Linked DNA regions of Homo sapiens: all the other regions are linked to region 1. Evidence: chromatin loops called from intact Hi-C (ENCODE). Cell type or tissue: PC-9. All regions are shown on one strand.

Region 1 (8,000 bases):
CCCGGCTCAAAATAATAATAATGGTAATAGAATTATTATTAGGTTGGCATAAAAGTAATTGCGGTTTTTGCCACTAAAAGTAATGGCAAAAACTGCATTTACTTTTGCACCAACCTAATAAAAGAGTGGTTCCAATGGCACTGGGGCATCATTTTCCCACCTCCAGCACGTGTGTCTTGGGGTGGAAAATTTTAGAGAATTCTAAAGCAGACATCCATTTCATCTGGGGGAAAGGGCTGTGGTTCTCACAAATCATCTTAACAAATGATTGCGCCAGCTTTTAAGGCATCCAGTATTTCAAGTGGTTACTGCACATTTTCCTCAGAGACAAAGCTGTTGTCGCTAAATCTTTTCCTCAGGATTTACATTTAGAAGTTGTGGCTCATAGGATCTCGAGTTCTTTCTTCTTCTTTTTTTAAGGGGAAAATAATCTTAAATTGCAAAGCTGCTGGAGGCTTTTAACTTTTCCAAAGAAAGAAGTTTTCAAAGTGATGTTAACAAAGGCTTGAATTTTCCATGAAAAATAAGCAGATAAAGCTCCTGCTTGATGTTCCAGGGCAGAGCTATGACTTTTCCTGTAATTGTCACATTCTGGAAAAGACCAAAATGCTGACCTTGCATAGCGGACTGCGGGACTGCAGCGAAGGGAGCAGCTCCTTATTTCCCCTGGATATAAATATTTTCACATGTTGTGATAGGGGGCCCTCTTGGGTAAACAAATAATTCCACGATCTTGGAATAAAAAACTACATTGCTTCAGGGATCTCCTAACCTTCTCAGTTTTCCCCAAATATCTGTCTGGCAAATGTACACAAAGAATTTTCCTTAGCAAGCCACTGGAAATTTTATATTCTCTCTGCCCCTTTTCACTCCAGGTCACACTGCTCTCGTGTCTGGAATGTAAAATACATCTCAAGATGTAACAGTGAAAAGGAAAACCTTAATGAAAACGTCAGCTGCTGCAAATGCAGGGCCAATAACCAAAGTAACCTGTTGTTGTGCTTTTAGCAACACATTCTCTTTCCTTGCTGTTTTGGCATTATTTTATACTTTGGTTCAATGGTCTCTGTCGTAATAAAAAAAAAATCTGCTTGTTTCACACGTTGGGTGGGTAGCTTACAAGAACTCATGTGGAAAGGGCTATACAGACAGTTCAGGGAGACAGTAGTTAAACTACCTAAGGCAGATGGTGGTAGATTCCATTTTTAAAGGTTTCTGTGGACAGATATCCAAACCTCCCTTGCCAAACACTTCTTCCCCTTTTTTTTTTTTTTTTGAGATGGAGTCTCATTCTGTTGCCTAGGCTAAAGGGCAGTGCATAGTCTTGGCTCACTGCAACCTCCACCTCCCGGGTTCAAGCAATTCTCCTGGCTCAACCTTCTAAGTAGCTGGGATTACAGGCGCACACCATCACGCCCAGTATTTTTGTAGACAAGGGGGTACGCCATGTTGGCCAGGCTGGGTCTTGAACTCCTAACCTCAAGTGATCTGTCCACCTCGGCCTCCCAAAGTGCTTATAGGCGTGAGCCATCACGCCCAGCCCACTTTTCCTTTTGTCCAAGCAAACTTTTCCTTACTGTAACAGAAGTTCCCTTACATTTGTTTATGGAGTTCAAAATTATAGGTTAGTCAAATGAATTATAAATCTAGATGATCTTACTAAAACAGGGAGTCTATTTAAAAAAAAAATGATAGGCCTGTGTAAAGAATCAACAGAATCTTAATGTGGGTATCTGATAACTCTCTTTTCTTGGTAGTGACTTCACACTCATTGCAAATAGAATTATTCATGCTACAGCCTAGTCAATTATTCTAATATCTCAAAATGCAGGCACTGTTAGAGACTTAAGTAATCCCATGCTAGATATTTATGTATGCAAGTACATACATATATGGTACTCCTATTTACATGCATTGTTACCACACACATTAGAAAGTGATTTGTTTTGGGACTTCATTTCTGGAATATCTCTCGGAGTCTCTGTAAAAACATACTTAGATCTGACTCCCAGGAGAAATAGCAGCACTGAGTAACTTGGGGACAGTGACTGTCACTATAAGGAGAAGAGAAGACCAATTACAACCTTCTGCCTTGACAACTCAGTTCATTTAGGAACGTCTCGAACATGGTTTGCGCTCAATAAACAGCTTGCTGAATTTCACAGAATATAATTACTTTTATCTTTTAAGTGTCCCTGTAATCCACTCCATTAATCTTCATTTTAAATTGGGCTTCCTTTCTCTAAGAAGCCATGTGGTTCCCCCAAGCCCTGGACTCCTTCTATGTGTTCACACTGATATAGATGCTACAAAGCTCCTTGGAGCCACACATGACCTGTGTCCTTCCCAATGGACCACCCCATTAGAAGTATGAGAGATGGCAGCTCTTAGAAAGTGGCCTTTGGGGCCCAACTTTGGCTACCGTTAGACTCTTACGGGTACAGGCATTCTAAAGCCAAGTCTACACTGGCCACTAAGGAAAGCTGGTCTAGGAAAGGCAGGGAAGTAATAAAAGGAGTCCACAGGAGGTATGTCTGGGCTAATTCTTAGCCACCCAGAATATTCAGGCAAGACTTTGTTTCATGAAAGTAGCTCTTTCGAGGGAGAGGGATAGCTAATTTTCATACTTGAATCTTTCAACACTTCTGTGAACCTATGGAAAACAAAAATAATTGCGGGGGATGTGCTAACTGGAGTAGGAAGTGATAAGATGGCAGTCCCAAGCTTGGGCATGCTAAAAGAGACAGGTGACAGGGCTAGGGACAGGGGACCTGATAGAACACTGTATACAAAGTCCTTCTGTCTGAAAGCCCATGCCCCAGTTCTTGGCCAGTCTGCCCCATAAGGGGCAGTGAGACTTGAGTACAGCCTGGGGCTACCTGGTCTGGACCTGTGCTGTGCAGTGGTGGGGAAATAAACTGGGCTCTGGTTACTGGGCTGGGGTCTTCCAGAGTGGAGCTAAGCTATGAAGAAATACCCAGGAGTGGGCACCAGTGTGTGTGTGCATCTTAAAATAGGGGTCTTAAGGTGGCAGACCTCCTCTGGTTCCGCCGTGGCTGCTGCCATCTGGCCCTGGAAAGCCAGGTGCCCATAGTCACTGGTCATTTGTGAAGCCAGTCCTCCCAACTCCTCCGGGTTAGTAACCGACTTAGTCATCTGGAAAAAGAAAACAAGCAAGACACACACACACACACACACACACACAGAGAGAAACGCATGAGAACCATGTGTTAATATCACTGGAAGCCAAAGGGTTTCATTCACTTTTAAGCTCCTGAGGGGGTGAAGGCCAGGCCTTGCATTTGGGGCTAGATGCTGGAGAGGGCAATTCAAGCCAAGCCCATGCTGCATTGCACACAAAAGGCCAGAGCCCTCGCAGGGCCCCGCTCAGGCCACAGATTCTGGCCGGGCCCAGTGGGCACATGCTCAGCGTTCGGGCTGTGCAGCTTGGAGCCAGTGCCCAGGGCCCACCCTCTGGCAGGTGAGTGTGCCAGCCCCTCGCCAGCGCAGCCCTGGGGGGTCACCAGAGGAATTCCCCCTAGAAACCCCCAGGAGGCACAAGCCCTATGCGATTTTCACCCCTGGGCCAAGGCTTCTGTCGGGGGCTGATCTGGTCTCTGGGTGCCCTGAAGCAGGTCCCACCCAGGTGAGAGAGGGCATGAGGACAGGGCTGTTAAGAAAACCATGAATGACAAGTGCTGGATAAGTCAGTGTTTTAGAGGAAAACACTCATAGAGGATACAGCTTTGCAGTAAATTTGTGCCAAAGAATGACAAGGTTTTAGCCACAAATTTAGTTAAGAGTAGTGTGTAGCCCACATGGTCAAGTTCTGCCTTTATTATGAAGATACTCAGGATTTTTCTCTGTTTCATTGACTGATGCATCTCAATTATCTAAGGCAGCTGGCATGCTAGTTTCTAGTGTTTCCTCTTCCTCTGGACAAAAATACCTCTAAATTCTCACAAAAGCAGTTTTAATCTGCCACCCAGACGGGTGTCACTGTCCCTCATCAAGGGGCTCCCCTCCTGCTCCACCTCCTCTTGCTCTGGATAACAATACTGTCTCTTTCTTTGTGGCCTTTTAAGACCTTGATTTTAAACAGCCTTTTAAAATGTCTTTTGAATGACTCTCCATCCATCAAGGCAGGACAGGAATGTCCACCCTTTCTAAGGCATGTGTACAAGGACACGTCCCAGGCTTCAGGCTGAGATGTGGCCGCCAAGGAACGCACACTGAGCTGCACGAGAGTGAGTGTTGCCACGTGCTGCTCCACTGCGACCTGCCAACAGGTGCACTGGGAGTCTGGGCATCCTGACGGGGTGAGAAGGGCCTCTTTCACACAAAGAGCCAGGCCAGTTATCTCAGGAGTGGCCATGCAGCCTGAGGCTCAGCTCCTTAAGCTCATGGACACCCAGGGTCAAGCCAAGGCAGCTCAGGACCTGGCTCTGGAGACATTCCAGAAACACCATGAGGCTGCTCAAACATGACTGCTGCTGCACTGTGCTTCCTGCTCAACAGGAATCTGTGCTGAAAGTCTGCTGGCTCGGACTAGGATCCGTCCTCCATGCTCCCCTGAGAAGGACAAGACTGGGCTCAGCTCCAGCTTTTCACAAAACACTGAGATGGGTGTACCATTCCCCAGCCCGAATTCTTTTAAACAAGCCTGGCACAATCACAGAGTTTCCATGAATGAATGGCAGCAGCCAGGGATGACTTTGTGGTCCAAGCTCAACCCCTAGTGGACACATGATTACATGACAAAACCACTCAGAGGGGACCTGGGCACAGCAACCATGTGGTGGCTCATTCTGGTCACTTCAGCGAGGAAGGCCCATTGATTTCTCAACCCAGGCTTATGTGGCAAGTATCAAAGAGGCATCTTTCAAACTTTTATCTTATGGCATCTGAGCCTTTAAAAGTTGGGAGAAACTTTTTCTATGGACTCCTATCAATTCTTTGAAGACAACATTTGTCATCTTTCGTATAACTGCTTAACATATCAGATAGCATTCACTATCTCTCAATGCCATTTATATCTAAGAATCTATATAATACAGTTCTAGTTGCATTACATTTTAGAAAAACAAACAAACAAACAAAACAACAAAAACCAAACCAAACCAAAACATTACCTCCAAAAGTTGTATGCCTTCTACTGTCGGAATTTTTTTTTTCTTATTACATAACCATACTGTTTCATTTTGCCTGAAAGACTGGCAATACCTTATTTTCCAAGTATTATAACTTGATTTCATCAGATAATCTCATCTCTATTTTATCCCCAAATATCTTCTCTTGTACTGTTATTTTAATCTACTAAAAACACCTCAAGTCCTTCGTGAGGTGAATAAGATTCTCCCCCTTTCTCCTTAACTACAAATTCCTTGCTTTCCCCGTCTTTTCATTTTCTCTCCTTCCTTTGCTCCTCTGTCCTCATGCCCAAGTCTCAGCCATCTTTAATTCCCTCTTGCAGCTTTTTCATGAGAAAAGAACTGCAGCAGACTGGGGCTACTGGACACAGGCAGCCAGAAAGACCACAGATAAAGGACAGAAGCTGGAGCCCCTGAGGGACTAGAGAGTGGTCTGGGCTCTCTCTCTGACACAGATCTGGGATTTGCAGGCTCAGCGGCGGCAGTGGATAAAAAGGCAAACAACAGTGGGGAGGGCAGCTCTCTTCCCTCTTACCATTTCCTGAGCTGTCACCGCAATGGCTTTGGAGTATTTAACCACAGTCGTCTGATAGTCGACAAATGTTCCCTTTGGTTCTGGAGGAGTGCCTTCATCCAGCTACAGAGGAGAGGAAAAGAATCCAAAGGTCATAAGAAGCCTGCTGAAGTGTAGACTGTATTTACGAGAATTAGGAACTTTGAAAAACAGAGAGGGCCTCAGAGATTCTTTCGCCCAGTGTCAACTCAATTACCCAACTTGTGCAATAAGGACTTCAACAGAAGGGCACATAAGGCATTCAGGGTACATGGCAAGGAGAGGCTCCCAGCCTTGCCTGAGAGGAGTGGGAGGCCTTCCAGAGGAGTGATGTTTCCGCCAAGTCTTACCAGGCGAAGAGTCTGCCACATGTAAAAGGTGGGAAAGGCATCCCAAGAAAAGGGAACAGAATTCACGTACATGGAGGCGGGAGCCAGCCTGACACTTCTAGGGAAGCGCAAAGTGCCAGAAGATGAGGTGGGAAAGGAGGCAGACTCTCCATCAGGAAGCACTTCCTGAGGAATGGTCGAGTCCATGGCTATCCACGGAACCGTTCTTTATGAGCACAATCGGGGAATAGAAGGAATTAGAAGCACTAGGAATAAATTGTTGCTCACCTGACTATAAATGCAATAGGAACTGAGAGAAGGGCAAGATCACTGTGGGGTGGAAGAACTGAGACAATGGGACTATGTCCCTTGAAGGCTTGGGGACATATTGGTGTAGGAGATTTGTATTCAAAATGTGTTTCCAAGGCTTGTGAATGAACCTCGGGCTGCTTACTTAAACTCTGATCTCTAGTCCTTCAGTGGTAACTTCCAGGCATCACATGGTTACAGTAAAAATCAACACTACACCTGGTCAAGAACTATATACAGGAAGAGGAGAGAATGACCATAATGAAGATGCTGATGATAAAGATGATAATGCCAATGATGAAGAAACAGGCAACCCATCTTCACCACCACCATCCTCACCATCACCACTGGTTGCTGAATGGTATTCCAGGCGAAGAGACAAAGTGAACAGAAATTAATACAGGCAGAGTGAGTCTAGTGAGGTCATCCTGACCTGAACAGGAGGGGGCTGTTGACAGCAGTGGGAATGAGGCTGCATCTGTTTTATGGAAAACCTTGAAATCATGACGACAACAGTGGGATCTGGGGTAAGCAATGACGTATTTGAGATTTCCCTGGCAGCTCTGTGCCATAAAGTTCAGAGTCAGAGATGAGATTGGGGCCAAGTGGTCAATTAGGAAAATGTTAGCTGGTATCTTCAGTGACAGCTATATGTCATGAGCAGGCATGTACTGCACTGTGAGTGAAAGGAAGGCATCACTGTGGCCTATGCGTGATGTGGCTGCATAGCCCAGCATATAATTTTCACCAAACTATTAACACAAACTCCACACTAGACTTTTTTAGCTTTCCCTATTAGGCAGATAGATGCTATATCCCCATCACGGCACGGGGGCCCTGCTAGTCAAAGGAGACTGAATTGCATACTCATTCACTTGCTGTAAACTGACTGAACATCTTCTAAGCCTCAGGCCACATGCTAGGAGCTTGCATGTGAGATGTGACATCACTACCCACATGCCAGGATGCTGGAGCTGAAGGGCAGCTCAGAGTTCTTGGCCAGTGGCCACCAGCCAAAGAACCTTTAACTAGTCTGAGGACAATGGGAAAAGAAAGAACAAAGTAGTGACTAGGATTTCAATTTCATTTATTTGAAAGAACTTCCCTTTACTCTGAGAGTACAGCCTTCCTCCTTTTGTGGGTGCTAGCATGACCTTTCTTTTATAAAACAGCCGTGATGTAGATGGCACAGTTTTTGTTTGTTTTTGTTTAATTTTCTTACTTGGCCAAAAACAAAACGAAAACAAAAACAAAGAAAAGATACCACATCACAAAATCCCACAGGATCCTACCAACCTCACTGAATGAGGAAATCAACGTCCCGAGAGCTTGAATTCCTGTCCAAGGTCACCCGGAAAGCTGATTACTTCATACTCACTTGTGAGTCTCCAAACCTCCTAGTGCTGAGATGACGAGAGAGAATCTCAAAGAGAAGCTCCACAGTGAAAGCACCCAAAGTGTCAGGAGTCACATCCAAGTTAGAATTAACTCTGGCTACACTCAGGTTTTTCTATAATTCACTGGCTTTGAGAATTTCAGACAGTGAGTCTAATAGTATCTCAGAGTTTTAACCAAATTAATGAAATTCTGAGAGACTATGCCAGCTTTCTAACGCTTGCTGCACAGGGACCCAAAGGACCTGAAACGTCACTTAATTTG
Region 2 (8,000 bases), 70 kb before region 1:
TCACTGAATCAGAGATGAGGGGACTCAGCACCTGTGTGTTACACCCTGTGGGTGATTCTGACTGGCATTTCAATGTTGGCAAATCACTGATCTGTAGACCCTTCTCCTAATTATCTTCTTCTAATCTCCCTGCAGCCATTTGAGGTGAGAGGTGGCAGTGCCCTATTTTGGAGAGCTTAGTTATCTGCTGTGTCCCAAAGCCTGCCAGGAGCAGAGGCGGGAGCCAAGTCCAGGCCAGGTGGTTTCCGGCTCCTTCCATTCCTCAGGTATCCAAGAGCAGCTGGTGGTGGCAGGAGTGGCTGCTCTCCTCCTCCGTGCCTTGAGAGAGGGTCTGGGAGGGTGTGAGGGAATGCGGGGAGCAGCCTCATAACCAGCAAGGCCTCTGGGGAAGCAGGGAGCCCCCATGTGCATTCCTGTGCTGTCTCACACCCACCCCGCCCCTGCATAGTCCTGGCCTCCCCATGGCCCTTACCACATCAGGGAACCCAGGAATGGTGTGTCCAGGTAAGAGGCTGGAAATGAAATTTTCATTTTAAAAAAGTCCTTCCGGGTTTACAAGGTGTGTGTGAAGGGATGGTGCTCATACCTGAGAGGGCGTCCGTGGATTAGGAAAGTCAAAATGATGAGGGGTCCCTCACCTGCCAACACCACTGTGGGTAGGGTGGACCCTGCCCCTCCTGGCCACCTTGCTGTGCAGGCGGTGGCAGCAGGTTCCCACCACAGACGAGGAAGCTGAGCCTCAGTGAGCAGAGGGCAGTGCCAGGGCTCAGTAGGGGATGTGGACACCTAGACCACTCTGCTGCAGCCCACCCTGGGCTCGGGTCCTGCACTGCCTGGCAGAGGCCGGTCCAGGCTTCCAGTTGATTGGGGAGAGGCTAGCCTCACTGTCGTCTCTGCCTGTCCAACCCAGCTTCTTCTCCCTCTGTGGAAAAGGGTAGCTGGGTTAATATCAAATGTTTTCATGTCAACCTACAATTTGGATTTCCTGAAGGTGTTTGGTCTGGGGAATAGAGGGGTGAAGGATGAAGTTTCTCCATCTTAGTTTTTCAATGATGAGGAAAACCTCATGCTTCCTGAGTTGGGAGAAGCACTTGCCTTAGAGTCAGAAAAAGCTAAGGTGGAATTGTCATTTCTCTCCCTTCCCGTATTTAACAGCTTGCACCTCAGTTTCTTTATGTAACAGCTTGCACCTCATGGGACAACACAACCCGTGTGGCAGAATTTTTGTGAAGAGTCAATGAAATAGTGTATGTGATCGCTCGAGCAGTGACCGGTACGGAGGTGCTGAAGAGATGCTGCTTGTTACTTTCTTTCTAGGTACCACAGAGTCCGTGTTCACACAGTGTAAATGCCATCTGTGGGAATTTAGGACACTGTCACTAGAGACACAGTAGTTTAAATCACAGACGTAATTAAGAAAACCCAATATACTATAATTCAGAAAATCCAAATCTGCAAACCAAATGCAAATTATTCTCTTTGCAGAAGGATTCTTCTATTAAAAAAAAAAAAAGCCCAAACAAAAAACCCAAAACATACCCAGAGATTCCCTTAAAATCATGTATTGATTTTATTTTATTCAGTCTCTTCAGGAATATATTTATTGGGTAAAGCATAGATTTAGTGACCACCTGGGCATCTCCAGCTCAGAATTGCCCCCAGTAGTAAGAGAAATTTGCTTTTTTTTTTTTTTTTGAGACAGCGTCTCGCACTGTCACCCAGGCTGGAGTGCAGTGGTGCGATCTCAGCTCACTGCAACCTCCACCTCCCGGGTTCAAGCAGTTCTCCTGCCTTAGCCTCCCGAGTAGCTGGGACTATAGACACATGCCACCATGCTTGCCTAATTTTTGTATTTTTAGTAGAGACGGGGTTTCACCGTGTTAGCCAGGATGGCCTCGATCTCCTGACCTCGTGAGCCACCTGCCTTGGCCTCTTGAAGTGCTGGGCTTGCAGGCATGAGCCACTGTGCCCGGCTGGAATTTGCTTTTTTAAATTAAAGAAACTTGAGCTCAAAAAGATTAAAAAAAAATTCCACTTGAAAATTCTTGGCATAAATGTCCCATTTTTCTGACCTACACAACCTATGGGTATAGGTCAGAACAATGGAACATTTGTTCTATACCCATAAGAAAATGCCACAAAGCAAAGTGTCCATAAATCCACAGTAAATCTTTACTTAATGTCATTAGGTTCTTGGAAACTGTGACTTTGAGCAAAATGACGTATGATGGACGAAACCAATTTTTTTCCTCATCAATGTTATAATGAAATCACACTGAACAAAACGACATTATTTGGAAACTTGCTGTCTATTGCTTCTCTTAAAGTCAAGACTCCAAGAACCTATTGATGACCTTAGGTGAGCCCTTGCTATACGGGACTGCAATTCACAGGAGAAACCATTCTCACTGGACACTCGCTGGGCCTCTCTCTCTTTATCAAAATCATTTATTAACCCTGTGGCCTTGGGCCTTGGGTGATGCCTCTGAGCTTCAGCATCTGCATCTGTGAACAAGGCTGGGACAGATGCAGGCGTCAGACAACGGGTTCACATCAGTTCTCGCTCCGAAATGCCAGTTTTCTTCCCTGCGATGGTGGTAATGGGATGTTGGGCCATGACTATTGGTACCATTTCTGTGCTGTCATAAAAACACTTGTTATTATTTTGGCATGAAATAGTCTTTTAAGCTGGTGCTGTGAGCACATGTTTCACCCTTAGCAAACTGGGGGGAAAGGCTTTGATTTGAAGGTTACCAGGCTTAGCTGGGTGCAGGTGGGAACCAGGCAGATGCCGTGCCGACTGCATGAATGCCCATTTTCAGACCACTTGGAGCCTCTGCCGCTGGACCCACAAACTTGTGGGAAACTCCTTGGCGGCTTCTTAAACCCAGGCTTCAGGGCAGACTCCTGGAGGATCTGTATTTAAAACATACAGGTGCTCGGGACCCAGCCCCAGTGGGCTGAATTCGAGTCCTTGGGATGTTGTCATGCAGCGTATCCGATTCTAGGCTATCATCATGGAACCGAAGGCCCTTTTCATGGTCTCCCACCCAGGGCAGCCCAAATCACTTCAGGGTTCAAGCAATAGTCAGCGTGCCTTCTGCCACATTCCTTTCCCATGCCGGAGCTTTTTCATTTTATTCCAGCCTCATAAGCATTGCTTTTGTGCTTGGCAAGGTAGTAGACGTGCAGCGAGTATTTCATGCAAGAATTCTGCTGATTAGGACAGAGGCTCAGGGGTAAGGAGGCGTGTCCAAGCTCGCACAGCTGGAAAGTGAGGACAGCAGGATTCAAAGTCAGTTTCAGCTCCAAAGCCTGTGGTCTTTCCACCACCTGCAAATAAGCCAGGAACACCTGGGCCTGCAATCTGCAGTCCATGAGCCAAATCCAGCCCGCTGCTTATTTTTGCACAGCCAGGTGAGCCAAGGATAGCTTTTACATTTTTAAAATGTTAGAACAAACAAAAAAAAAACATAACATGCACATTAAAAAAAATGCAACAACAGAGGCTGTATGTGGCCTGCTAAGCCTAAAATATTTACAATCTGGCCCTTTAAAGGAAAAACTTGCCAATTGCTGATTAAGACTGTGACATATGTCCCCTTCTGAGCTCACCCTGGGATGGTTGGTGAGACGACACTGGGTCAGTGTGTCCATCCAAAGCTTCATTGTCAAAAACACAGCAGTTCTGAGTCATTAATGTGACTTAGGTCTTCAAAGACTTTCGTAATCATTTTGCTGGCTTGGCCCGAAAGTGGCACATGTTCCTCTGGATGTGCCAGTGTTTGCTAGAACATCACAGAAAGCTGAGGGCTTTTACATTTTTCACCTGCCACATAAGAGTTTTCCAGGCCAGGTGCAGTGACACACACCTGTAATCTCAACACTTTGGGAGGCCGAGGCAGGCAGATAGCTTGAGCTCAGGAGTTTGAGAGCAGCCTGGACAACACAGTGAAACCCTATCTTTACAAAAAATACCAAAAAATTAGCCAGGCATGGTGGTGTGTGCCTGTGGTCCCAGCTACTCCGGAGGCTGAGGTGGGAGGACCACCTGAGCCTGGGGAGGTTGAGCTGCAGTGAGCTGTGATTGTGCCACTGCACTCCAGCCTGGGCAACAGAGCTAGACTCTGTCTCCAAAAAAGAAAAAAAAAAAAAAGGAAAAAAACAGTTTTCCATTAAGGGGTTAAGGGGCCTCCAGGGGCTGAGGCCAATGGTTGTTCCCTTATATCAGAAGCCAGAGCAATCACTGACCCAGTCCTATTATGTCCACTCTTGGCTGATCCTGGCAAAAATTCTGTGAGGTTGAAGAGAGAGAATTGTTCTCCCAATTAAAAAACAGAATCTTCTTTCTTACAGAAAATAAAGCTGTGGCTCAGAGAGCATAGCACAAGCACACAAAATGGTGGCACCCCCTTTGAACCTTGTTGTTGGTCTTCTCATCTAGACATCGTGCTTCTCTAGCTTACAATGCCATGGCTGGGCACTGGCTCAGTGCCCTGTGTTTAGAAAGAACACCCCGCACTTACTTGGAATTCACTCACAGATCCTTTCGAGGCTTCTGCCATTCTCTAGGGATATATTCCTTTGTTTTGATCTATTTTCTATTGATGAGGATATTACATTACCCCAGGTAGATGTTCAGTTATAAGAGACTCATTGGATTCTTGAATAGAAGTGCTGTAATTTTCTCCGATAGGATAGATGACAACCCCAAAGGTTATAGTTTTGCTGCCTGATAGGATAATTAACTTCATAACTAATTTAGGAATCTTAATTGCAGTATTCTTTTTTCTCAGTGATGATGAATATTCTACATATTTTTAAATGAACCTTGTCATTGTGCTGGTTCTTTGATTAGTGAGTTAAATCTTTGACACATGCTCACTGTATATTTGTATGAGCCATGTTTTTTTAACTTTTGAAAAATAGACTTTGACATCCTCATCATGCCTACAAAAATGGAGACCTCCAAGATCAAATCCACCAAGCTGCAGTGGTCACCCTGGAGTCTGGAGTCTTCTCTCTGTGGGTGTATTGATCTGTAAAGAGGTGGCCCGGGGTGGTGGAAACCTTTGGATAGCACAGCTCGGTTTAGCTCTTGGCTCCACCTTTTAAAAGCTGTGTCATATTGGCTGACTTGTAAGATGTCTCTCAGTTTTAGTATCCTCAGCCATAAAGTGGATATAATGCTCCATTTATATAATGTTGTTATATAAAAATTAAATAACAAATAATAATAGAAGACAGTGGTCGAGGATACAAATTCTGAGCCAGGCTGCCAGGGTTTGCTTCTTGGATCTGTTGTTTCCTAGTTGCACAAAATTTTCTAGTTGCATTTGATTTTATTGTGCTTCCATTTCCTCATTTATAAAATGGGGTTGCTGGGCATGGTGGCTCATGCCTGTAATCCCAGCACTTTGGGAGGCCGAGGCGGGCGAATCACGAGGTCAGGAGATCGAGACCATCCTGGCTAACATGGTGAAACCCCATCTCTACTAAAAATACAAAAACATTAGCTGGGTGGGGTGGCGGGTGCTTGTGGTCCCAGCTACTCGGGAGGCTGAGGCAGGAGAATTGCGTGAACCCGGGAGGCGGAGCTTGCAGTAAGCCGAGATCGCGCCACTGCACTCCAGCCTGGGCAACAGAGCAAGACTCTGTCTCAAAGAAATAAAAATAAAAAATAAAAAATAAAATGGGGTTAGACCCTACCTCAGTATTTAAATAGCCCTTGGAACTGTAGTCGACTGGAATATTGTAAGCACTTAATAAATGTTATCTGTGATGAGGAAAATAACGATATTCATAAAACACCCAGTAGAGCACCTAGTATATAATTTATTCTCAAAGAATTGGTAGCTGCCAAAGATCAAGGATATTCACCATCCAGACTCAGAGTCATGGCAAAAGGCCTGTTAATACATAAAAACAAAAAGTTTCCAAGAAATAAAGAAATTTGCCCAAGATCACCCAGCCAGAACCAGAACCTAAGTCTCAGATTTCAGCCCAGATTCTGTCCCCTGTGCGGAACTTAGGAGCTAGACACTGAGCACAAAGGACAACCAGCCCCGCCATGCAGGGGCTGAGTCTCCTTCCTGCCAGACTCGTCTCTGTAGCTTTCAGTGATTCCCTGCCCGAGGAAATGTCTTCCCCCTGCTGCTACTGCTGCTTCGAAATCAACGCTTTTGTGGGGCCACAGGGAAAAGTCAGAGACTGAGCACAACACACCAGGTCAGGGATGGTGCCATTTAGTCCCAGGAGCAGAAAAAAGACCAGGACTGTCCTGTGCCCTCCCCCACCTTCCAATCCCTGGGGTCCTGAGCTCCACGCTCATGCCTCCAGTCAAAATAGTTAAAGATTTCCATCCTAAGTGATGATGAACAGGAAAAACAAACCCATACCATACCACATACCCAAATACCAGACATTCCTCACATGGTTTGCTGTGTAGGTGATTGGCCACAGACTTCTCTAGCTTCTCAGAGCGCAGGGATGGAGACTAGGGGTGGGGAGACCTGTGCCCCGACCGCTCATCCCAGAGTCTAGAAACAGGACTGGGATGGCTGCTGTCTGTAATAAGTCTGCTATCCTTTTCCATACCCATCAAGTAAGCCATATACTGGAATCCGGGTGTTACCAACATCACACTCTAGAGATGCATCAAAAAGTAAACATTTGTTGAAGACCTACTGTGAGTCTGGCACCACGTTAGGGGCACGAGTGCTCAGTTAACTCTTGAAAGTGGACGCAGTGGGGTTTTCATTGGTCACATTTTCAAGATTGCTTTCATGTAGGTGTGAAGGAAAACGGAACAAAATTTCGCTGCATGCCTAGTATGTGGTCAAATGCTTGTTGGCCTTTTCCCATGCGACTGCTACCTGGCATTAGTTAGGGCACCTTGGCTGCAAGCCCAACTCTGTCTGGCTTAAATGTGGCAGAAGTGTATCTGGTTAGTGATTGGGAAGCCTGGAAGAATTAGGTTAGACAAACCGATCGACACTGCCACCAAAGATACAGATTCTTCGATTGCCTTCATTCCACCATCCTTGCGGGAGGCTCCACGATGAGGCTGGTGCTGATTGTGGTCAGAAAGTGGCTTTTTCATTCACTACTGATAGGGAAGAGAGAGCCTGTTGGGGATATATGATAGACATTGTGCTTGACTTCCCAACATCGACTCCCCTCTGCCTTGTGGAGTGCAGCAATATTTTGGGGACTTGGCCTCAAGTCAAGGATAACACCGTTTTCATTGGTCACATTTTCAAGATTGCTTTCATGTAGCTATGAAAGAAAAGGGAATAATTTTTTTTTTTTTTTACTAAAAGAATAGATTTTTATTAAGCGCTGTAAGTTTCTAGCAGCATTAACAGAACAACAGGCCAATTTCCATCACAGAACAACTCCTGAGGCATTCTCATTCCTTTCTGAAACTCTTCCATGAACTCCTGCAGTTCCCCCAAAGAAGCATCCATGCAAACTTAGATGAATAAACTATGGAGCTTTTGTGGTGAGGTGGGCCAAAAAAGCAGGGAATTTGGAATCTGGGAGTAGGAAAGAGAAATACATATTATCCACTCAGTAAACTGTCAAGAATGTGTTTCCTCTTATCTCCAGCAGATATTTTCTCTTATCTCCTTGGCCAGAATCAGGTTATATGTCCATTCCAGAACCAGTCACTAGCAGGGGGAATGGTATTATCCTTGACTTGAGGCCAACTCCCCCCAAATATTGCTGGACTCCATAGGCAGAGGGGAGTAGATGCTGGGAAGTCAAGTACACTGTCTATCAACAGGCGTGAAAGCTAAGACTTGCTCAGAGCCATGTCTCTCTGACGTTCAAAGCCCTTGTAGGTTCTTTTCACTTCATTGTACTACATGAGGCAAGAAAAGGGAAGGAAGGATTAGGGAGTTGAATTTCAAGTGCCCTTTTGGAGCATGCAGCTGCAGGAGGAAACTCTGCTTCTTAAAGTACCCTTTCCCCTCTACCTTTCCCTTCTTTTTCAG
Region 3 (8,000 bases), 620 kb before region 1:
GAAATGTGATAACATGGCTCAAGCTTAAGCTTCCCAAAGAAAATAACAGGAATCCAATGCTGAACTCTTTTTAGGTACTGATCCCTTATTGCCTGCCAGACGCTTTATGCACATCAACTTACGCTCCCATTTTACAGATAAAATCTTAATGTTCAGAGAGACTATGTGATTCACCCAAGGTCAAATAGCTTTTGTTTCGATGGGGCCTGTCAGGATCCCAAAGCAACCACAGGCTCTTAAGCATCCCTACCCAGCATGCCTTGGAACTCACAATAAATAGGCCCATTTTGTCTCTCTGTCCAGGTTGATGAAGCCTCGGCATCTTCCTTTTCCTTTCCCCTTTATTCTTGCATGTACAGATATTGGCCCTTTTCTGCAGCCTGGCTGCAGAAAAGCCTATTTTCACCTGGCTTAACATTTTTCTTGTTTTCAGACTGGGTCACCAAGCCAATGATTTTATTCCATGCTCTTTGAATCCACTGTGGTCATCAGTCATTTTCTCCTGAAGAAAATCACACACTCCCTTGTATCAGTGACCTTTCCTGAGGTCTGAGCATATATATCATTTCTAGGACATGTTTTCTTTAACTGAATACAGTCTCGCATACTGGGGATAAGGTTTGGGGATTGCTATGATTTAGATGTATCCCTTCCAAACTTCAGGTGTTGCCAACGTGATAGTGATATTAAGAGGTGAAGACTTGGCTGGGCGCGGTGGCTCACGCCTGTAATCCCAGCACTTTGGGAGGCTGAGGCAGGCGGATAAGTTGAGGTCAGGAGTTTGAGACCAACCTGAGCAACATGGTGAAACCCTGTCTCTACTAAAAATACAGAAATTAGCCAGGTGTGGTGGCGGGCGCCTATAATCCCAGCTACTTGGGGAGGCTGAGGCAGGAGAATTGCTTGAACCCAGGAGGCAGAGGTTGCAGTGAGCTGAGAGCATGCAACTGCACTCCAGCCTGGGTGACAGAGCAAGACTCTGTCTCAAAAAAAAAAAAGAAAAAAAGAGGTGAAACCCTTAAGAGGGGATTAGACCATGAGGGCTCCACCCTGAGGACTGAGACTAGGTGCCCTTATAAAAGGGCTTGATGGAGGGAGTAAGTCCCTCTTGCCCTTCTGCCTTCCACCGTGTGGCACCATCTTGGAAACAGAGACCAGACCCTCCCCAGACAACAAACCTGCCAGTGCCTTGGTCATGGACTTCCCAGCCTCCAGAACTGTGAGAAATAATTTCTGTTCTTATAAATTACCCGGTCTATGGTACTTTGTTATGGCAACACAAACAGACTAGGAGAAGGATTAAAACAGCAGTTGTTCCAGAACAGTTTCTTCCAACATTATGCTGATTTTCTTTTTTCTTGGACGCTTTTTTACAAGTTGCACTTTTTAAATGTGATATTCTCCTACTCTTGCTGAGGCCTCTACTCCTCTTTTCTTTCATACATTTTTGTCTGTGGTGCAAAACTGACACTTTTTTGTTTCTCTAATGCGAGCAACAATAACATCTAATTAATATGCAGCTACACTCAGGCCGAGGCAGAAACCCTTCCATCTGCTGTTCTGCGATAGCTGCTTCCCCTTTTGCTCACTTATGTTCTTTTTAGCTTATTCTGTGCCCTTTAAATTGCCTTCCTAAAACATAGAATTCCACATCAACTCAAAATTAGTTTAGAAAATAGATGGTGCTTGGTAAGTTCCAAACTATAAAATCCTGCCCATCCTCGGCAGTCTGGGGCTTACACCATTAAACATTAAGTGGTAGCAGATGCTTCCTGCCTGGGACTCAATTTCTAGGCCTATGTTTCGTTACTCCTTCTAAAAGATAGATTTTTTTTCTCTTTTTTCAGTCATTGAAAAAAAAAAAACAAAACACTAGGTTTTGGCCAGGTGCGGTGGCTCATGCCTGTAATCCCAACCGGGAGGCTGAGGCGGGTAGGTCATAGTCCAGGAGTTAGAGACTAGCCTGGGCAACATGGTGAAACCCTGACTTTACAAAAAAATACAGAAATTAGCTGAGCATGGTGGCATGTGCCTGTAATCCCAGCTACTGGGGAGGCTGAGGTGGGGGAATTGCTTGAGCCCTGGAGGTGAAGGTTGCAGTGAGCTGTGATCACACCACCGCACTCCAGTCTAGGCGACAGAGCCAGACCCTGCGTCAAAAACAGAAAACAACAACAACAACAAAAAACACTAGGTTTAAATAAAATGTAAACTTCTGTACGGCGGCGGGGAGAGGGGGGTAGTTTTGTGACAGATGTCTTGTTTTCAAAAACCTAATTGAGGAATGGGCTGCCATTTGTCTTCCCATCATTAGAAACTCAATCCTGCATGTCCTGGGGAGCCCAGTTGTAAACCTTAGTTTTTTTAGAAGGATGATGATTCCCCGCAAAGCCAGGCTGGCACTGTAGAAATCCACAGTCAGAAAGAACCACAAACCAACTCCCCTGGGTGGCGTGGTCCAGGCATCGCTTTATTTAGATGAATTCACACAGAGGTGCTATAGTGTGGTCTGGGCATATGATTATATGGTTTCGATGTCATGGAAACTTACAGGAAGTCAAGAGTGCTGTGAATCCCAGCTCACACATTTGCTGTGTCTACCTCAGTTTCCCTTTTTCTCAAATTGGCGGTGTAACTAGTTCTTATTTTGTAGGTATTCTAGTCCCCAAATTTCTTTTTAAAGAAACATGAGAATTTACTATAAATGCTACATAAATCCCAAGTTCGAAGTGCCTTTGGGCTAAAACCAGCTTTGAAGTGAGGCAAGAACTCAGGCTCCCTTCTCTTTTCTTCCCCGAAGATCCTAAGAAGAACACACAGCCATGGCTAGACCAGGGGAGCCAAGGAAAAGGAAGAGAAATGGTTACTTTCACTTTGTTCTTTAAGCCCTTGAAAGAGAGGTGACTCAGTGTGCCTCAGGAAGGGAGGATCCATCTAGCTTTCAGCATTTTCCAAGGTCCTTTTTGAGATGGGCACCAAAGTGACAGGCTCAAAGGAAGGCTTTCTTTCTTTTTTTTTTTTTTGAGATGGGGTCTTGCTCTGTCGCCCAGGCTGGAGTACAGTGGCGCGATCTCGGCTCACTGCAACTTCCGCCTCCAGGGCTCAAGCGATTCCCCCACCTCAGCCTCCTGAGTAGCTGGGATTACAGGCATGCGCCACCACGCCCAGCTGATTTTTGTATTTTTAGTAGAGACGGGGTTTCACCATCTTGGCCAGGCTGATCTTGAACTCCTGACCTCGTGATCCACTCACCTCGGCCTCCCAAAGTGCTGGGATTACAGGTGTGAGCCACCACACCTGGCCAGAAGGCTCTCTTTCTAATGTAAACTTTCACTGGCAGTCAGAAGGTGTCACTTACCAGAGTATTCTAATTCTTAGCAAATCGTCATTGCACATAAAGTGAACACAGTACCACATCTCCACGCATTAGACACATCGTCACTGAAACCATGCAGCCTCATTCAGAAATGACCTTGTGTCTGAGAGCTCATCTTCCTGGAATCATTTTAGTTTGATCCTTTCAAGGCTGTGAGATTTATTTTCAAGTATTATTTTTCTTTTCAAAAGTTATTCATAATTCAATTTAATTTTAAAAGCTTCATATACACATATCTACACAGATATGCACACGTACACTCACGCCTGGTACAAATCCAAATACTATACAAGGGTTCTCCACATAAATGTCCATCCCAGCCAAACAGCACTGTGTTACCAGTTTCCCGTGTCTCATTCCAGAGCCGTTCTATGCATAAAATATATATTTTTAGGTATTTTTTAAGAAGATGTACTGTTTAATTTTAAAGCTACTTTAGCATAAGACAAGGTAAAAAAGTAGGAACCTATAGATTAAAAAAGAAAAAAAAGGGCCTGGGGTATAATTGTTTTAAATGACGTGTTGATGTGTTGAGTTTAAAAATATTTTGATGTGTTCCAATGCATGGAAAACAAGATGGTCTGAAATCATTGTCCTGAACAAACTGTCCAATGTGATTACATATTTTGTGTGTGTACCTTGGCAAGGTCACGTTAACAAGTTTACATAATAATATACAGAAAACAGGAAGCCACCCAATAGACTGGAGTGAGCAGGGAGGGACAGGGAGGAGCAGAAAGACCGTCTCAAGAACTGCCACTTAGAGAAGAGGTGCTGAGAAGGAAAAGAGGTGAGCCGAGCGAGGTAAACAAAGCCTCAGGCCCATGCTTTCCAACAGGATTGTCTGCAATGGTGGGAATGATCGCGTCTGCGCTGTCCAATATGGTAGCCGCTAGTGCTGTTGAACACTTGCAATGGAACCAGCGAGACTGAGGGATTGAATTTTTATTTTAATTTTGTTTTACTTAATTTGAATTTAAACAGCCACATGGGGCAGTGGTTACCATACTAGATCGTGTTGCTCTGGGGTTTGTAACATCTTGGGAGGCATCAATGGGCTTAGAGAACTAAGAATGGAAAGGGGGCAGAGGATAAACATGGGGTAAATAAAAGCAGAAGAGGAAAGAAGGAGGGCAAGGAGCAGGAGAAAGAGTGACATTCAAGTGGAAAGGCATAGACTGAGAGGAATAATTGTCTTAAGTGATGAGTGGCCCCTGATCTCACTTGCTGAGACCTTCTGGTGTGATTCTGAGGTCTTCTGCAACCGCACACAGAAACAGTCTCTTCTAGAGCAATACTGTACTTGCTTACCCTGGGAGGCCTGTAGGTCTTCATCTCCTTATCTTATTGTGAAGGGAGCAAGGGTACACAATCCCAGGGACTCCCCTACTCCATTGTGTGAAATAAAATAGTTTACTCCAAGAAAACCCCACAGTTTTGATACTCCACTAGGTGTCACCATTAGCCAAAATGAGCTTTTATTTTTTATCGTTTTTAACCTGCAGAATTTGGTGAGTTTCTTCTCTGGGTCTATTGTTGATCTTTACAATTCATTTAGGTATTTTCCTACTTTGTCACAGACAAAGCAAAGTGGCTTGCGCTCCTGGAGGCTACCCAATAGGGATACTCATTCTAATTTGGTTTATTTTTCGTTGCAGTTAAAACTCAGTTACTAAGGCCGGATGTTGTGGCTCATGCCTGTAATCCCAACACTTTGGAAGTATGAGGCAGGAGGACCGCTTGAGACCAGGAGTTCCAGATTGGCCTGGGCAACATAGTGGGACCCCCATCTCTACAAAAAATTTTTAAAAATTAGCCAGGCATGAGGGCGTGCAACTGTAGTCCCAGCTACTTGGGAGGCTGAGGTGAGAGGAGCATTTGAGCCCTGAGCCCAGGAGATTGAGGCTGTAGTGAGCCATAATTGTGCCACTGCACAGACAGAGCTCTAGACCTTTTCTAAAAAAAAAAACAAAACAAAACAAAACAAAAAAACTTCTGCTAAATACCACAAATGTGTGTGTGTACACACGTGCTCGGCTTCCCAAAGTGCTGGGATTACAGGTGTGAGCCACCATGCCTGGCTAACATTCATTCTTAAATATTTACTGTGTGCTATGCAGGGGCCCCATGTACACTGCACAACTCTGGGGATGGGAGCAGAGGGCACAGTTTGCACAGACCTCAATGTAAATAGTGTTTCCTGAAGTTGTGCAGCCTAGCAGCTCTGCAAGACTCTGGTCTGGGCCATAAGAACTGTATTAGTCCATTTTCATGCTGCTGATAAAGACATACCCAAGACTAGGTAATTTATAAAGAAAAAGAGGTTTAATGGACTCACAGTACCACATGGCTGGGGAGGCCTCACAATCATGGTGGAAGGTGAAATGCATGTCTTACATGGTGGCAGACAAGAGAGAATGGGGGCCAAGAGAAAGGTGAAACCCTTTATAAAATCATCAGATCTCGTAAGACTTATTCCCTACCACACGAACAGTATGGGGGAAACCGCCCCTATGATTCAGTTATCTCCCTCCAGGTCCCTCCCACAACACATGGGATTATGGGAGCTGCAATTCAAGATAAGATTTGGGTGGGGACAGCCAAACCATATCAGGGACAAAATCATGAGGAAGATATGGGCCCTGCTTTTTCCATCCTCTCTGTTCTATTTCTTAGGAGAGTTCCTTAGTCTAAAACCTTCTTTGTAACTAGAAATATCTATGCCCTATATAAATTCTCAGAGTTATACATGTAACAGTTAGCTTTCCCTTCTATCCTTGTAAAAACAACTAAAGTTTAGTTCCTTTTCAGAGAAGTAACACCTCTCCCTGAGCATTATTTTATTAATAAGGCAAAGTATTATTCCAGCTGGATAAATCAAGTCATGGCCTTTGCCCTTGGGAAATTCAATAAGATCCAAAATAAAATCCTTAAGTTTTGCATATCTAAATTTGGCCTTTGAACAGAAGAGGAGTAGTAGCAATTGAACATGAATCTGGGGATCAGGACCCCTAGAATCTAGCCTGACTAGGCTTTCTTGGGGAATGTACCAGTTAGGTTGGGGGTAAAACAAACCACCCCAAAGCTTAGTGGCTTAAAGCAATGAACACTCATCATTTTTCATGATTCTGTGAGTCAGTTGAGCCGTTCTGATCTAGGCTGGTATGCAGATCGGAGGTGTGTAGGTGGCTCAACTGGGGTTGGCTGGCCTCCCTCACATACATGAAATTGACAGGCTGGTTAGTTGAGGAGGACTTAGCTGGGATGGTTTGTCTCTGCTCCATGTGATCTCTCCTCCTCCACTAGGCTAGCCCAGGCTTCACATAATGTTCTCAGCATGGTGGTCTCAGGGTATAAAAGAGCAGCAAGAGAAAGCAAGCTTCAGTGTGCAAGTGCTTGAATATTTCTTCTTGTGTCACATTTGCTCTTGTCCCATTGGCCAAAGAAAGATACATGGCTAAGCCTTGAGTCAGTGCGAAAGGTATTATCCAAGGATGTTGTAGAGAGAGGTATGAACAAATTAAGGACCAGTGTTGTAACAATCTACTGAAAAAATTAATTTAATTTCTCCTTATCTCAGTGTTTACCAAGATGATAATATTAATAACACTTTCTTGACCTACTTGCCAGGAAAGAAAAAAAATAAACACATGGAAGAAACTACTGTATATCATTCAAAGAAAAGGGACAACATAACTATTATTCATCTTACTTCAGTTTACTCATCTACCTTTTTCACGTCTCGTCCACAGCACGGCTAATCTATCTATGGGGCAATTAGGAATCCCACTTAGTGAAAATTCCTATCAAAAATAAAGGTAACAATTTCAAAAGAAAATTTTGTTTGTTTTCATAATTTTCACCAGCAAATTGGTACATTTTATGGGTTGTGTGTAAGGATACCCACTAAGGATGTAACTAGCAGGATTCTTCGAGAATAGAGACCCAGGAATGTCTAACCACAGGATAACTTTCACAATTGCCCTTATATGTTAGACTTGGCAGATACATTTTGGTTTTTTGTTTATTTGTTTGGAGAAGGAGACTTGTTCTGTCACCCAGGCTGGAGTGCAGTGGCACGATCTCCGCTCACTGCAACCTCCATCTCTCGGGTTCAAGTGATTCTCCTGCCTCAGCCTCCCGAGTAGCTGGGATTACAGGCGCCCACCACCATGGCCGGCTAATTTTTGTATTTTTAATAGAGATGGAATTTCACCATGTTGGCCAGGCTGGTCTTGAACCCCTGACCTCAGATGATCCGCCCGCCTCAGCCTCCCAAAGTGTTGGGATTACAGGCATGAGCCACTGCGCCCGGCCTACATTTTGTTTTAAATAATTGCTCAGCATTGTACAAGTTGAACACCTGTTATAGCACTCGGAGGACTTAATCACATAAAGAAAATGACTAGGAGTTTATAGTACATGTTTTCTTTTTTTTTTTTTTTTTTTTTTTTAATGAGATGGCGTCTTGCTGTGTTGCCCAGGCTGGAGTGCAATGGTGCAATCTCGGCTCACTGCAGCCTCCGCCTGCTGGGTTCAAGCAATTCTCCTGCCTCAGCCTCCTGAGTAGCTGATACTACAGGTGCCCGCTACCATGCCCGGCTAGTTTTTATATTTTTAGTAG

The links. Hi-C counts contacts between places; a loop is a spot of excess contacts. Peaks named below come from ENCODE experiments on the same cell type or tissue, not always from the same donor. Only the 100,000 strongest peaks of a DNase experiment are listed, where the experiment ranks them.
Region 2: a loop joins it to region 1, with 6 times the contacts of the local background. A loop is called at or near these places in 41 of 110 quality-filtered maps.
Region 3: it touches region 1 in a loop (8-fold over the local background); 8 of 110 quality-filtered maps call a loop at or near these places.

What each region holds. Positions count from the first base shown.
Region 1 is chr15:62,778,927-62,786,926 of GRCh38, reverse strand. TLN2 (talin 2) reads right to left here. Exons shown (of 59, transcript NM_015059.3): 44 at 5,686-5,787; 45 at 3,037-3,156. Among named protein-coding and RNA genes, the nearest start is that of MIR190A, 41 kb to the left of the region's middle. RefSeq lists an enhancer at 3,893-4,821. In PC-9, CTCF peaks have their summits at 4,519 and 4,725; a DNase peak (open chromatin) is centred at 4,606; H3K27ac peaks cover 412 bases.
Region 2 is chr15:62,849,338-62,857,337 of GRCh38, reverse strand. The region is part of intron 1 of LOC105370854 (a long non-coding RNA gene); the gene reads left to right. Among named protein-coding and RNA genes, the nearest start is that of MIR190A, 29 kb to the right of the region's middle. In PC-9, no CTCF peak of the experiment used is centred here; DNase peaks (open chromatin) are centred at 147, 3,697 and 6,417; H3K4me3 peaks cover 1,451 bases; H3K27ac peaks cover 7,282 bases.
Region 3 is chr15:63,399,819-63,407,818 of GRCh38, reverse strand. All of the region lies in intron 4 of LINC02568 (long intergenic non-protein coding RNA 2568), which reads right to left. Among named protein-coding and RNA genes, the nearest start is that of LINC02568, 14 kb to the right of the region's middle. In PC-9, CTCF peaks have their summits at 4,624 and 4,826 (motif pointing right); no DNase peak of the experiment used is centred here.